Regions from separate parts of the Homo sapiens genome. Here region 2 is linked to region 1. Evidence: chromatin contacts called from ENCODE Hi-C or POLR2A ChIA-PET data. All regions are on one chromosome and are shown on one strand. Each heading gives the region's core, a stretch centred on a gene start or an enhancer-like site at or near the end of the contact. The rest is flanking DNA. Distances are from core to core; before and after follow the strand shown.

What was found. Hi-C counts contacts between places; a loop is a spot of excess contacts on that map. ChIA-PET counts read pairs that join two places held with the same protein, here RNA polymerase II (POLR2A). Pooled maps may share reads with other maps.
Region 2: a loop to region 1 is called in a pooled map, with 7 times the contacts of the local background. The contact joins the promoter of TRAPPC5 here to the enhancer-like site in region 1. A Hi-C loop is called at or near these places in 1 of 168 maps with a recorded cell type or tissue (CD8-positive, alpha-beta T cell), 3 of 37 single-sample maps with no recorded cell type and 4 of 50 pooled maps. POLR2A ChIA-PET finds 5 or more read pairs at or near these places in 2 of 52 experiments (BJ and MCF 10A).

What each region holds. Positions count from the first base shown.
Region 1 is chr19:7,335,072-7,342,346 of GRCh38, reverse strand. No RefSeq gene overlaps it. Among named protein-coding and RNA genes, the nearest start is that of ARHGEF18, 10 kb to the left of the region's middle. RefSeq lists enhancers at 936-1,005, 1,066-1,175, 4,577-4,686. Within about 2 kb of position 4,691, at least 12 of the 41 ENCODE cell types and tissues checked have a DNase peak (open chromatin) inside an H3K27ac peak, as active enhancers do; they include CD8-positive, alpha-beta T cell, where a contact is called at or near this core.
Region 2 is chr19:7,679,583-7,686,857 of GRCh38, reverse strand. TRAPPC5 (trafficking protein particle complex subunit 5) reads right to left here and starts at 6,025. Exons shown (of 2, transcript NM_001042462.2): 1 at 5,980-6,025; 2 at 1-4,616. The coding sequence starts at 4,604. The coding sequence ends at 4,038. MCEMP1 (mast cell expressed membrane protein 1) reads right to left here. Exons shown (of 7, transcript NM_174918.3): 7 at 7,029-7,275. RefSeq lists silencers at 1,767-1,949, 4,501-4,795, 5,761-6,320.

The DNA.
Region 1 (7,275 bases), core at 3,442-5,941:
ATGCAATAGAACACAGGTCAGCAAAGTATAACCTTTAGGCCAAGTTTAACCCAATGCTTACTTTTGTAAATAAAGTTTTTATTCTTGTTTTCTGAGAGACAGGGTCTCATTCTGTCACCCAGGCTGGAGTACAGTGGTGTGATCATAGCTCACTGCAGCCTCGACTTCCCAAGCTCAAGCCAGCCTCCCTCCTCATCCTCTGGAGTAGCTGCGACCACAGGCATACAACACCGCGCCTTGCTATTTTATTTTATTTTTGTCCTTTTGAGACAGAGTCTTACCCTATTGCCCAGTCTGGAGTGCAATGGCGCAGTCTTGGCTCATTGCAACCTCCGGCTCCTGGGTTCAAGAGATTCTCCTGCCTCAGCCTCCCAAGTAGCTGGGATTACAGGCATGTACCACAATACGTGGCTAATTTTTTTTTTTTTTTGTATTTTTAGTGGAGATGGGGTTTCACCATGTTGGTCAGGCTGGTTTTGAACTCTTGACCTCAGGTGATCCACCCACCTCGGCTTCCCAAAGTGCTGGGATTACAGGCATGAGTCACCCTGCCCGGCCTTATTTTATTTTTTGTAGAGACAGGGTCTCGCTATATTGCTCAGGCTGATCTCAAACTCCTGGGCTCAAGTGATCCTCCCACCTCGGCCTCCCAAAATGCTGGAATTACAGGCATCAGCCGCCCCTGGAGGGTTTTAAGCAGGGGCCTGTGAACCTATTTTGCTTTCAGCTTTAAAAGATGCCTTGGCCAGGTGCGGTGGCTCATGCCTGTAATCCTAGCACTCTGGGAGGCCGAGGCAGGCGGATCGTGAGGTCAGGAGTTCAAGGCCAGCCTGGCCAATATGGTGAAACCCCGTCTCTATTAAAAATCCAAAAATTAGCCGGGCATGGTAGCACACGCCTGTAGTCTCAGCTACTCGGGAGACTGAGGCAGGAGAATCGCTTGAACCTGGGAGCCAGAGATAGCAGTGAGCCAAGATCGTACCACTGCAATCCAGCCTAGTGACTCCATCTCAAACAACAACAACAAAAAGCCTTTTTCTTCCAGCCTTAGCTGCTATCATGGAGATGGCCACGTGGGGGCAGCACTTCCCCATGGCTTCTCCTCTGGCCAGAAAGACCACAGAAAGCAAAACAGGAAAAAAAACCGACCCTTGTGGAAAGCCGGAAGGCTTACAGGGGCCAGGCAGCAGCCTGAGTTAGTGAGGGCCATGGGGTGTGAGACACGGGTTTGCCCTTCCTTCTACCACGCTTATTTTTTTCTTGGAGTAGTCTCACTGTGTTGGCCAGGCTGGTCTCAAACTCCTGGCCTCAAGTGATCCTTCCTCCTCGGCCTCCCAAAGTGCCGGGATTACAAATGTGAGTCACCACACCTGGCCTTTTCTCCCACTTTTGACAGAGACGTGGCAGAGTGAAATATTCCTGTGCTGCAGAAAACAACATAATTTCAGTTGGGTTAAAGATGAAATGTGAACAATAAACCAATACAGATCATAGAAGGAATTTACAAGGCTATTTTTACAATTGAGGGTTGAAAACATGCTTTTTTTGAAATTGTTGTGTGTGTGTTTTAACTAAGACAGAAAACCCAGAAGCTATGAATGAAACCACAGAAATACTTAATACATAAAAATCTATATAAACGTGGCCGGGTGCAGTGGCTGATGCCTGTAATCCCAGCACTTGGGGAGGCTGAGGCAGGTGGATCACTTGAGGCCAGGAGTTAGAGACCAGCCTGGCCAACATGCAGAAACCTTGTCTCTACTAAAAATACAAAAATTAACTGGGTGTGGTGGTGGGCACCTATAATTGCAGCTACTCGGAAGGCTGAGGCAGGAGAATCACTTGAACCCTGGTGGCAGAGGTTTCAGTGAGCTGAGATCTCACCACCACACTCCAGCCTGGGTGACAGAACAAGACCCTGTCTCAAAAACAAAACAGAACAAAACAAAACGAAACAAACAAAAAACTATATAAACATCTGTTAAAAATCTTATAATAAAAATAAATATAACTAACAGAATAATTTTATAAATTATCAGGGAAGTATATACAAAAGCAATAAAGAAAGATGAATTGGTTGCCTGAGAAGGGTTGGTACCTTTATATGCAAAGAGATTTCACACATTGATAAGAAAAAAACACAACAGAAATAGAAAATTAAGAATTTGGGGCCGGGCTTGGTGGCTCATGCCTGTAATCCCAGCACTTTGGGAGGCTGAGGCAGGTGGATCAGTTGAGGTCAGGAGTTCGAGACCAGACTGGCCAACATGGTGAAAATTAGCTGGGCAGGTGGTGGGCACCTACAGACCCAGCTACTTGGGAGGCTGAGGCAGGAGAATCGCTTGAACCTGGGAGGCAGAGGTTGCGTCAGTGAGCTGAGATCGCGCCATTGCACTCCAGCCTGGGCAACAGAGGGAGACTCTGTCTCAAAAAAAAAAAAAGAAGAAGAAAAAGCAAGAAAAGAAAAAAAGAGAAAGAAAGGGTGTGAACAGGCATGTCTCAGAAAAGCACAGACGGGAGCCAAAGAATGATGAAAATATAGTTCCCAGAAGCCCAGAGAGTGCGAATTTCAGGGAGCTGTTCACTTCATATCTAAGAGTGCGGCAATAGCAACCACCAAAAGGAATGTATCTGATTATCATCTTACTGTAGTTGAAATTATATTGGAAATTAGAACATGTATTTATGAAATTCTACAGTCTTAATTTGTCTACATGATTTCTAATATTTTCTTTTTTCTTTTCTTTTCTTTCTTCTTTTTTTTGGGGGGGTCGGGGGACAGGGTCTCCCTCTGTCACCCAGGCTGGAGTGCAATGGCACAATTTCAGCCCACGGTAACCTCAACCTCTCAGGGGCTTAAGCGATCTTCCCACCTTAGCCTCCTGAGTAGCTGGACAACAGGTGGCCACCTCAAGTGGCATTTCTTTTTCTTTCTTTCTTTTTTATTTTTCTTTGAGAGGGAGTCTCTGTCTCCCAGCAGTGGCACAATCTCGGCTCACTGCAACCTCTGCCTCCCAGATTCAAGCGATTCTCCTGCCTCAGCCTCCCGAGTAGCTGGGACTACAAGTGCGTGCCACCACGCCCAGTTAATTTTTGTATTTTTAAAGACAGGTTTTCACCATGTTGGCCAGGATGGTCTCAATCTCTTGACCTCGTGGTCCTCCCACCTTGGCCTCCCAAAGTGCTGGGATTACAGGCGTGAGCCACTGCACCCGGCCAAATTGTATATTTTCTTGGCAATTATGAATAATATCACTACAAACATTTATGTCAAGACTTCAATGTGAATATGCTTTCATTTATCTTGGTAAAATACATAGGAATAGAATTTCTGGGTGCTATGACAAATGTATATTTAGCGTTGTAAGAAACATTTTAACTGTTTCTTTTGTCTTTTCTTTTTTTGTGATAGAGTCTTCGTCTGTCACCCAGGCTGAAGTGCAATAGCACGATCTCGGCTCACTGCAACCTCTGCCTCCCTGGTTCAAGTGATTCTCCTGCCTCAGCTTCCTGAGTAGCTGGAATTACAGGCGCATGCCACCATGCCCAGCTAATTTTTGTGTTTTTAGTAGAGACGGGGTTTCGCCGTGTTGGCCAGGCTGGTCTCAAACTCCTGACCTCAAGTGATCCTCCAGCCTCGGCCTCTCAAAGTGCTGGGATTACAGGCATGAGCCACTGCACCCAGCTGGACTGTTCTTCTTTATTCTTCTTTTGGTCCTCTTTCAGTTCTCTCCCTCTCTGTCTCTGTCTCTCTCTCTCCGTGTGTGTGTGTGTGTGTGTGTGTGTGTGTGTGTGTGTGTGTGTAGGCAAAAAGCTTAGATTAGATAATTAGGCTGGGCACAGTGGCTCATGCTTGTAATCCCAGCACTTTGGGAGGCTGAGGCAGGAGAATCAATTCAGCCCGGGAGTTCAAGATCAGCCTGGGCAGCATAGCAAGATCCTGTCTCTACAAAAAATTTAGAAATTAGCCAGGCATGGTGGTGCCCACCTGTTGACCTAGCTACTCAGGAGACTGAGATGGGAGGATCCTTTAAGCCTGGGAGGTGGACACTGCAGTGAGCTATGATTGCCCCACTGCACTCCAGCCTGGACAATAGAGTGAGATCCTGTCTCAAAAAAAGAAAAGAAAAGAAAAAGAAAAATAGATCTATATATATGCAGTAGATGTTACTTATTCAGACAAGTGAGAGTACCTAGCACACTTCTGGAAATAGGGTTGCCAGATCAAATATAGGAACCTGAGTATCTTATATATTTATCCGTTAAATGTGGCAAGCCAATTCAGGGACTCTTTGTGATAGCATCTGTGTCCCCAGGGGCTGGTTCCCCAATTCTCATAGTAACACGGGGTGGGGCAGCAGGCTGGGCTCTTTCTTTTTCGCATCCAGGCTGTTGGACCCCAGAGAAACCACAAGGGACTTTAGAGGCTTCAACAGGAAAACCGCATCTTAATATAACCCAAGAACTGAACATTCTCGTAATGAGATGTCCACAGAAGCACAGTGCCATTACTTTACATACTTCCAATGGCAAGATGTGTCCTGGCGTGGCTTCTGGCACTGGTTATGAATCATAAAAGAGGGGTCACCCCTCTCTGAGCACTTTCTATGTAGTTTATTTAATCTCATGCAATCTTCACAACCATCCAAGGAGGAAGGCCCTGTTGGCTTTATTGGCCCCGTTCTGTAGATGAGGAAGCTGAGGCTCAGTGAGGCAAGGCTCTGTGACACACTGTCCCCCAGAGGCTGCAGCATGCAGAACCCCTTAGAACATCTGCTTTGTTAACGGCATGTTGAGAGACACAGCCTCTGGGAACCTGTGTTAGGCACGTTGGCCGAGGGGCCGGGCACCCGTATTGCTAACCCTGCCTGTCTCTGCCAGTGACCTGAACTCACACAGATGGTGCAGTGGACAACCTCTGCTCACCACTTGCACCTGCAGAAGACTCATCAGGGCACACAGGGCCATGCCACAGCAGTTCCCTTCCCACACTGCATTATTCAGTAAGCACAAAGCAATATGGCAGGTGTGATAGTTGGAGCCCAGGTGAGCAGCCCCTGAGCCCCAGACTTGGAAGTCCAGGGAGGCTTCCTCAGGAAGCAGTGCCCAGCACATACCTGAAGGATGTGAAGGACCTGGGACAAGCACAGGGCCACAGGTGATTGCACTCATCCACAGCAAGGAGAACCAAAGGGGAAAGTGGCTATAATGGGGGAAGCTAGAGACAGAGGCCATTGTGTCTGGGTCCAATGGCATAGCTTTAGCTTTTATCCCTAAGGCAATGGGGAGACATGGGAAGTTTTATGCGGAGGGGAGGCAAAGTCTGCTCTTTGTTTCAGAAAGCTCCCTTTAACTGGGCATGGAAGGAATGGTTAGAGGGTATAATCCTGGAAGCTGGCAAGGTGGCAATGCTGTCATTCAGGAAGACAGGACAGTGGCCCAGCCATAGGAGGGAGAAAAGTGGGTGACTCGGGGGGGAATTCGAGAGGCAAAATGAGCTGGACTTTGTGTAGATATGGGTGGATGGGGAGCGAGAATGCCACCCAGCTCTCAGCCTGACTCCCCAGCGGACAGGGTCTGGGACAGGCTCCAGGGTCAGCACTTTTGACTGACAGCCTCAAGTCTATGGGTGTAGTGTCCCTGTCCACTTCCCTCCATTCATCTATTTGCATTTCCTGAGCCTGGAACTTTCCAGCTGCTCCTCTGGTTGCCCTGGAAGGGGGAGGGCTGGGAAGGAGGTCTCCCATCCCAGCAGCTGGCCCGCAAGGCAGAGGCTGCCCCCGGCTGACGCTCTTCCTTTTCCTCCAGGTAGCACTGTGCCAGGGCATCTGGGAACCCCAGAGGAAGGGCAGGGTGTCCAGCGGGTGGGCAAGGGGTCATGGCTATGGGCTCCTCTCTTCCCATGAGCTCATGGGCTCAGCACCCTGCCAGGTGTCAGCAGGAGAGGGCTCAGGAATCCTAGGTGGACGGTGGGGGCTGAGAACCTGTGTTTGTCATCTGGACAGGTGTGTGGATGTCACCCTGGAGGCACATCTGGCTCTTTATCCTTTAGTCTGCTCAAACAGTACTCCCTCAAGGGACTTCACCTCTCTCTATCTCTCTGCTCCCCTCCATACCTCCCCCATTTTGTTTTCTGAGTCGTCTTTATTTTATTTATACGTTTATTTTTGAGACAGCGTCTCACTCTGTCACCCAGGCTGGAGCGCAGTGGCACCATCTCAGCTCACGGCCACCTCCGCCTCCAGGGTTCAAGTGATTCTCCCGCCTCAAACTCCTGGGTAGCTAGGACTGTAGGCTTGCACCACTGTGCCCGGCTAATTTTTTTTTTTTTTTTTTTTTTTTTTTTTTAGTAGAAACAGGGTTTCACCATGTTGGCCAGGCTAGTCTCACACTCCTGGCCTCAAGAGATCTGCCCGCCTCAGCCTCCCACAGTGCTGGGATTACAGGCATGAGCCGCCTTGGGTCCGGCCTAGTTGTATAATAATTTCATTATGTATTACAATGTGGTAATAATATAACAACAGTGCATCATAGTGCACAGTAAATGTAATGTTCTTGAATCATCCTGGAACCGCCACCTTCCAACTGTCTTCCATGAAACTGGTCCCTGGTGCCAAAAAGGTTGAGGATCTCTGGCTTTAACACCATCCCCTTTGTGCTATTCTTGTGACAGTGTGACAATAAGTTCTCGTGAGACTCTGTCATTTAAAAGTGTGTGACACCTCTCCCCTCCCCTCACTCTCTCTTGCTCCTGTTCCTGCCATGTAAGACGTGCCTGCTCCTTCTTCACCTTCTGCCATGATTGTAAGTTCCCTGAGGTCGCCCCAGAAGCCAGCACCCTGCTTCCTGTACAGCCTGCAGAACCGTGAGCCAGTTAAACCTCTTTTCTTTATAAATTACCCAGTCTCAGGTATTTCTTTATAGCAATATGAGAATGGACGAATACATCATCCATCCATCCATCCATCCATCCATCCATCTACCTACGACTCTAACTATCTATATATCTATCTACGTAGTATGTATCTATTTTTTTTTTTGAGACAGGGTCTTGCGCTGTCTTGCCCAGGCTGAGTGCAGTGGTGCCATCATAGCCTAGTGTAGCCTCAACCTTTCAAGCTTAAGTTATCCTCCCACCTCAGCCTCTCAAGTAGCTGAGACCACAGATGCATACCACCACACACAGCTAATTTTTTATTTTTTTGTAGGGACAGGTTCTCACTATGTTGCCCAGACTGGTCTCAAACTCCTGGACTCAAGGGATTCTCCCACCTT
Region 2 (7,275 bases), core at 4,776-7,275, 340 kb before region 1:
CAGTGAGAACCTGTCTCAAAAAAAAAGAAGAAGAAAAGAGAAAAAGCCAGCCAGGTGCGGTGGCTCACGCCTGTAATCCTAGCACTTTGGGAGGCCAAGGCGGGCAGATCACTTGAGGTCAGGAGTTCCAGACCAGCCTGGCCAACATGGTGAAACCCCGTCTCCACTAAAAATACAAAAATTAGCTGGGTGTGGTGGCGGATGCCTATAGTCCCAACTATTCAGGAGGCTGAAGCAGGAGAATTGCTTGAACCCAGGAGGCTGAGATCTGAGATCGCACCACTGCACTCCAGCCTGGGCGACAGAGTGAGACTCCATCTCTAAATAATAATAATAATAATAATTAATCTGTGTGACCATGGGCACATGACTTCTTTTGGAACCTGCCTGTGAAATGAGCTGATGCTGCTTGCCCAGCTCACCAAGGGCTGGTGCCTGGCTCCTCCTCCTCCTCTTCCTCTCACCCACCCACCTGGAGGGTCCAGGGGAAGACCTTCCTTGCAGCCCAGAGCACCGTAAGTTAGAGCTGCTGTGATCAGAAGCTGCCGAACCACAGGCTCTTCTTTCTCTTCATCCTCCCTTGCCCCAACCCCGGGCCCAGCCTCATAACCCTACAGCTTGTTCAAACGTTTTCCCTTCTCCTCAAGCCCCCTAACTCACCCTCGGTGGCCGGTGGGGATGGGGCGTGGGAACAGACCCTGGGCCCTGCACTCCCAGCTTACAAATTCCCGCAGCCCCTCTTCCTCCCTCCCGATTTCTCTGACATCCCTCACAGCCCCGCCTCTGGACAGAAGAATGGCCCCTGCCCTGGCCGGCCCTGGAAGCCCCTCTCGCCAGGGTCTCAGAGGACCTGCCTGGGGCTGCTTAGCCCAAAGCGTCCTGCATTTTGCTCTGAAATCCAGCTTCTCAGACACCATGTTCCCCTCCCTCCGTCCCCCATCCAGGACTGTGGTTTCTGTGTCTGTGCAGACGCCCAGACCTCCCTCCAGAACTCCAGACCCCAAACCCCAAGACCTGTGCATCTGCTGGCCCCCTAGACGCCTCCCCCTCATTCCAGATTCAGGCTATCATCCTGCCCAAGCCCTCTCCCGGCGCCTCCCTCCACCTCCAACAGCCAACAGCTATTCCAGGATCAGCCCTGGGGCTATGTGTGGTGGTTGCTCAATGGTTTCATTCATCCTAGAGACGCCACCTTCTCCCCAGTGTGCTGAAGCCCACCCTGCTCAATGCCTCTTGCTAGGATGGCTGAGACTGCCCTGACCAAGCCCTCAGCCCTGGTCCACCAGGCAGTCCAACAGAGCATCCTAAACAAATCTAGAGGTGACACCGACCCCTTTGGCCCTTCTCATAACCAGTGAGGGGAGCCCAGCTGACAGTCCCTGCAGTTCCTTTTCTGAACAGACCTGTCTGTTCACATTCTGGGGGGCGGTGGAAAGGAAGCAGGGAAGATTGGATCATGGTTCCCCCAAAAAATCTGGAAGAACTTTCCTTGGGGGAGAGGAGGAGTTATCAGGAACCAAGTGTGGTGAACAAAAAGGGAAAGGAAAATTGCCTGAGGTGTAATACATTACTTTTTTTTTCTTTTTTAAGACAGGGTCTCACTCTGTTGCTCAGGCTGGAGTGCCAGTGGTGTGATCTTGGCTCACTTCAACCTCCGCCTCCCAGGTTTAAGTGATCCTCCTGCCTTAGCCTCCCAAGTAGCTGGGATTACAGGTGCCTGCCACCACGCCCAGCTAATTTTTGTATTTTTAGTAAAGATGGGTTTTGCCATGTTGACCAGGTTGGTCTCAAACTTCCGGCCTCAAGTGATCTGCCCACCTCGGCCTCTCAAAGTGCTGGGATTACAGACATAAGTCGCCACGCCTGGCCTTATTTCAAATTCTTTTAGACAAGGTCTCACTATGTTGCCCAGGCTGGACACCAACCCCTGGCCTCAAGCGATCCTTCTGCCTCGGCCTCCTGAATAGCTGGGACTCCAGGTGTGCACCACTGCACCCCACTTATTTTAAAATTTTTTTAACAAGGGAAATGTGTTTGTATCATCCTGGACTTTAAAATTAACTTTAAAGTATTGACCAGACTGGCCAACACAGTGAAACCTCATCTCTACTAAAAATACAAAAAATTAGGTAGCTGGGACTACAGGAATGCACCTCCATGCCCAGCTAATTTTTGTATTTTTAGTAGAGACAGGGTTTCACCATATTGGCCAGGCTGGCTCGAACTCCTGACCTCGTGATCCGCCTGCCTCGGCCTCCCAAAGTGCTGGGATTATAGGCGTGAGCCACCGCGCCTGACCTTTTTGTTTTTTAGATGGAGTTTCGCTCTTGTTGCCCAGGCTGGAGTGCAATGGTGCAATCTCGGCTCACTGCAACCTCCACCTCCCGGGTTGGAGCGATTCTCCTGCCTCAGCCTCCCAAGTAGCTGGGATTACAGGCATGTGCCACCACACCCGGCTAATGTTTTCTATTTTTAGTAGAGACGGGGTTTTGCCATGTTAGCCAGGCTGGTCTCGAACTCCTGACTTCAGGTGATCCACCTGCCTCAGCCTCCCAAAGTGCTGGGATTACAGGCGTGAGCCACCGCACGTGGCCCCTCCTGGTGATTCTGATACCCTAAAGCCTGCATCTCAATCTAAGGTCCCCAGGAATCCCCTGGGGGCCTCGCTAAAATGCACCCTCAGATTCAGCAGCTCTGGGGTGGGCCTGAGACTGCATTATGGACCAACTCCCAGTTGATGCTGCTACTGCTGATCTACAGAACACACTTTGATTTGGCTCACGCCTGTAACCCCAGCACTTACGGAGGCCAAGGTGGAAGGATTGCTTGAGGCCAAGAGTTTGAGACCAGCCTGGGCAACCTAATAAGAGCCCCCATCTCTACAAAAATTTTTTAAAAATTAGCTGGGCATGGCTGGGCGCCATGGCTCACGCCTGTAATCCCAGCACTTTGGGAAGCCGAGGTGGGCAGATCACGAGGTGAGGAGATCGAGACCATCCTGGCTAACATGGTGAAACCCCGTCTCTACTAAAAATACGAAAAATTAGCCAGGTGTGGTGGTGGGCACCTGTAGTTCCAGCTACTCGGGAGGCTGGGGCAGGAGAATGACATGAACCCGGGAGGCGGAGCTTGCAGTGAGCCGAAGCCGAGATGCTGCCACTGCACTCCAGCCTGGGCGACAGAACAAAACCCTGTCTCTGAAAAATATAATAAATGAGGGAAGAAGGCAAACAATCTCCCTCTGCCTGTTTTCTAGGCACACGGTGACACCCACTCCTTTACATGTTGTCTGTGGTTGCATTCAGTACATCAGCGGAGTAATGGGGCAAGAGCACATGGCGGCACAGCAGTGGCTCACGCCTGTAATCCCAGCACTTTGGGAGGCTGAAGTGGGCGGATCACCTGAGATGAGGAGTTCGAGACCAGCCTGACCAACATGGTGAAACCCCATCTCTACTAAAAATACAAAAATTAGCCGGGTGTGGTGGGAGGCACCTGTAATCCCAGCTACTTGGGAAGCTGAGGCAGGAGAATCACGTGAACCCAAGGTGGAGGTTTGCAGTGAGGTGAGATGGTGCCACTGCACTCCAGCCTGGGCGACAGAGCAAGACTCTATCTCAACAAATAAAAAAAATAATAATAAAGACCACATGGCATAAAATATTGCCCATCTGGCACTTTGCGCAGTTTGCCCACCCCCAGTCTAAAGGCGTCTGTCTCAGCCTGATGCGTCTCCCAGGACCCCATGCCCCCTCCAGCCTGCAGACAGCCTCCAACCGTGATTCCAGAACCTGCCAGCATTTCCCACCAACTCCTTTTGCCGGGTTTATTTCTCCCCACCACTCCTGGTCTCACTCAACCCCCCAACCCTATGGCCAGACCCGCCCCCACTCTACTGTAAACACATTCGGACCTGGCCTCCCTCCCCAGCCTGGGGCAGGGCTGTGGCTCAAGGTACTGAGTGGATCTAAGGCCGCCACACAAGACACAAGACACACGTGGGGAGGGGCTCTCTGTATCCTTTATCTCCGGCAGGGTCAGCGGCCCTCCAGGGCCCGGTCTCGAGCGATGACTGCCTCCTCGAACTTGATCATGAGCGTGGTGCCCTTGTGCCAGTGCGCCGTGACCTTGGCAGGGAAGCCGCTGTGTGTGAGCACCGCCTCCACGATGCCCGCCGTGAAGCTGGCGCAGTTGAGCGTGCTGTTCTCCTTGGGCACGGAGATGTAGGTGTTGATGAGCGGCTCGCGCTCGATGATGTAGAAGGTGCGCGCGTCATCGTTGGCCTGCTCCAGCTTGTCCGCCTCCTTGCCGAAGAGCGCCTTCCACACGGCGCCCTTGACGAAGAGCAACGCGCCTAGCACCTTGGTCTCACGCCGGGCACCCTTTTCGCGCGCCACCAGCGCATCCAGCACGCGCGCGCCCACCTGGCGGCCCAGCGCGGCCAGGCGCGACTGCAGCTCGGCCACGGAGAAGACGCGGCTCTGGCAGTGCTGTACCAGCTCGGAGAACAGCAGTGCGAAGGCGCTCAGGCTCACCTCGGTGCGCGGCCGCGCCAGCGCGCGCTCCAGCAGCGCCGACTTCCCGCGCGTGAAGCGCGCCTCCATGCCGCCGCCACCCTGCGGGGAGACCAGGAAGTGCAGGTGTCAGGGGCAATGGGAAGGGGAGCAGGCCGGGAGGAAAGGAGGGAGAACCGCGAGGGGCCCTGGGACACCCTCGACCCATGCCACTGTTGTGTGCTCCAGTGCCGACTTCCCACTTGCAAAGAGATGCGCGTAAAACACGCCTCGATTACACGTAACCAGATAAATCAAGGGAGGGGGGAGTCTTATACCCTCGGCAGGCAGCGGGCTAGCGGGAGTGGGGACAAGGTGGGAGGAGAGACACGAGGGGGAACAGAAGAGGAGGCCGAAACCACCCAACCCTCGGGCATGCAGACGGTTCAATTGCGAAAGCGCCTTCCTGCCCGCTCCGCCACCTACAGGAGTAACTAGAAAACTAGTGTATGGGGGGAGGGGCGTCAGATCTAGGGCAGGGAGGTGACAAAGATGAGGCACCACGAGGGGATATGGGCAGTCGCTCCTGCCCCGCCCTGCGCTCCAGCACAGACGACCCTCGGGAACTTTCCTGCCGGCCCCCTGCGGAAAGCCAGAGTAAAGGGGGTGGAGGGTGGGAGTGGGGTAGGAGCGTGTCAAGACCAAAAGCCAGGAGGGTTGGGGGCTTTAACAGGGGGGATCCGTGGGGCCAGGCAGGAGGGGCGGGTAACCCCCAACCCCAAGCCCTCAGGCAGGCAGCTCCGATGTGTCACGCAGGAACCCTTCGTCCTTTGAGACGCGGATGGGCCTGGGTTCTGAAGGCTGGGAGGAGGGGCCCAGAGGTGTTGGGAGCCTCCCACCCCCGTGCTCTCCAGAAAGGAAGCTGGATGCTGAGCAACTGTGGTCCTCCCATCAGCTGTCGGTGCGGGGAGAGGGAGATGGGGTAGGGGGCTCCTGAAGAGAAATGGGGTGGGGAGCGGGCGCCGAGACGGGATCGGAGGGGCAGCTGAGAACCCGCCCCCACCATGCATGGGGAGGTGTGTGGATGCTAAGCCGACCCCAACGAGGTCTGCGTGGGAGGTGGGAGAACCAGCGGGGAGGGGTGTCCCAGGGGCTCCGGGCCGCCCCCGCCCCAGCATGCAGATCCGTCCGTGGCGAGGGCCCTGGGCGCGCGAGATGGGAGAGGGATCGTTAAGACCCCACCACCGGGCTGCGATGGGGGCTGAAGTGAGCTGAACTGCCGTAGGGTCAGGGCCCCGCGACCCTCGCCCCGTACCTCTACACTGGGGAGAAACCCACCCTCCTCGCAGCCTCCTGAGGGGGGCCGAAGCGAGCGGGCTCGGGATCGCGGACGCCGAGACCCCAGCCCGGGACCCACACGCCCGCGGGGAAGGGGCCGGGGAGCGGACGAGGCCCGGCGCGGGCAGGGGGGTGGGTAGGGTCTCACCAGGAACCGCAGCAGTCTGCTCGGCCGAGCTGCTTTACGGCGCCGTAAAAGGCGCTGCGTGCGCAGGCGCTCGACGGGCCAGGCGTGTGGGCGGGGCGCGCGCAGCGGTGCCTGAGAGCGGCCGCAGGGGGGCGCGCGAGTCCGCGGAGCCGGACCCAGGGACGTGGCCCACGGCCGTGATGGCTGCTCCGCGCGTGGCCAGGGTCTCGCTGGCTCTGGGTGGCCCACGCTGGAGGGGACGCTTGCAGGCCTAGTCACCTGCTCAGGGCGCACGTATGACAATGGGCCAATGTATACCCTTGCACATGGACACACCTGTTGGCTTTTCCAGGCACTCCTATGTCCTTGGGGATGGGTTCAATTGTCTCAAGTGCATCCATGTGGCCCGCGGTGGCTCCCGCCTGTAACCCCAGCATTTTCGGAGGCGGAGGTGGGAGAATCACTTGAGGCCAGGAGTTTGAGACCAGCCTGGACAACATAGCTAGACTCCCACTTCTTTAAAAAAAATTAGCCAGGTGTGGTGGTGTGAACCTGTAATCCCATCTACTCGGGAGGCGGAGGCAAGAGGATCGCCTGAGCCCAGGAGGTCGAGGCTGCAATGAGTCATGATCGTACCACTGCCCTCCAGCCTGGGTGATAGAGCGAGACCCTGTCTCAAAAAAACAAAAACAAACAACAACAACAACAAATCAAGTGCATGCATGAGCGGTGGACATAGTACCTTAGGGTCATGTACACTCATGGATACATGCTCAATGGCATAGATACACTCACGGGCACAATTACACACGTGGGTACACGCTTAGGGCTTGTATATATCCGTGGTCCCAGGTACACTCAGGGAGATGTTGTATGCTCAGGGGCACCCACTCTGGGACACAGGGAAGACACAGGGAATGAGTTACTCATTCACAGATGCACAGGTACTCACGCAGGGCACTCAGTCTCGCCCACCCTGGTGCCCCGGGGTCATTGTCACGTGCAGACTCTCCCTCTCCCCAGGTCCCAAAACCCCTCCCCTTGCCCCAGTAACAGGTCCCATAGCGACGCTGTTTTCCCTTGACTTTATTTATCTTCATAAGTCACAAAATGTGAGTGCAGAGATAAATGTCTGTGTGCATGTGCCCTGAGCACACAGGGTGGCATAACTCGGCACACTCATAATGACACAGCCGTTCACCCAGCCACAGATAGTGACAGGGCACACATGGCGACACCCACATGTACGGAGATAAATCTCCCCCACCATGACATGGGTAGACAGAAAACACGCCGCAGTATACTCTAGTATGTTTA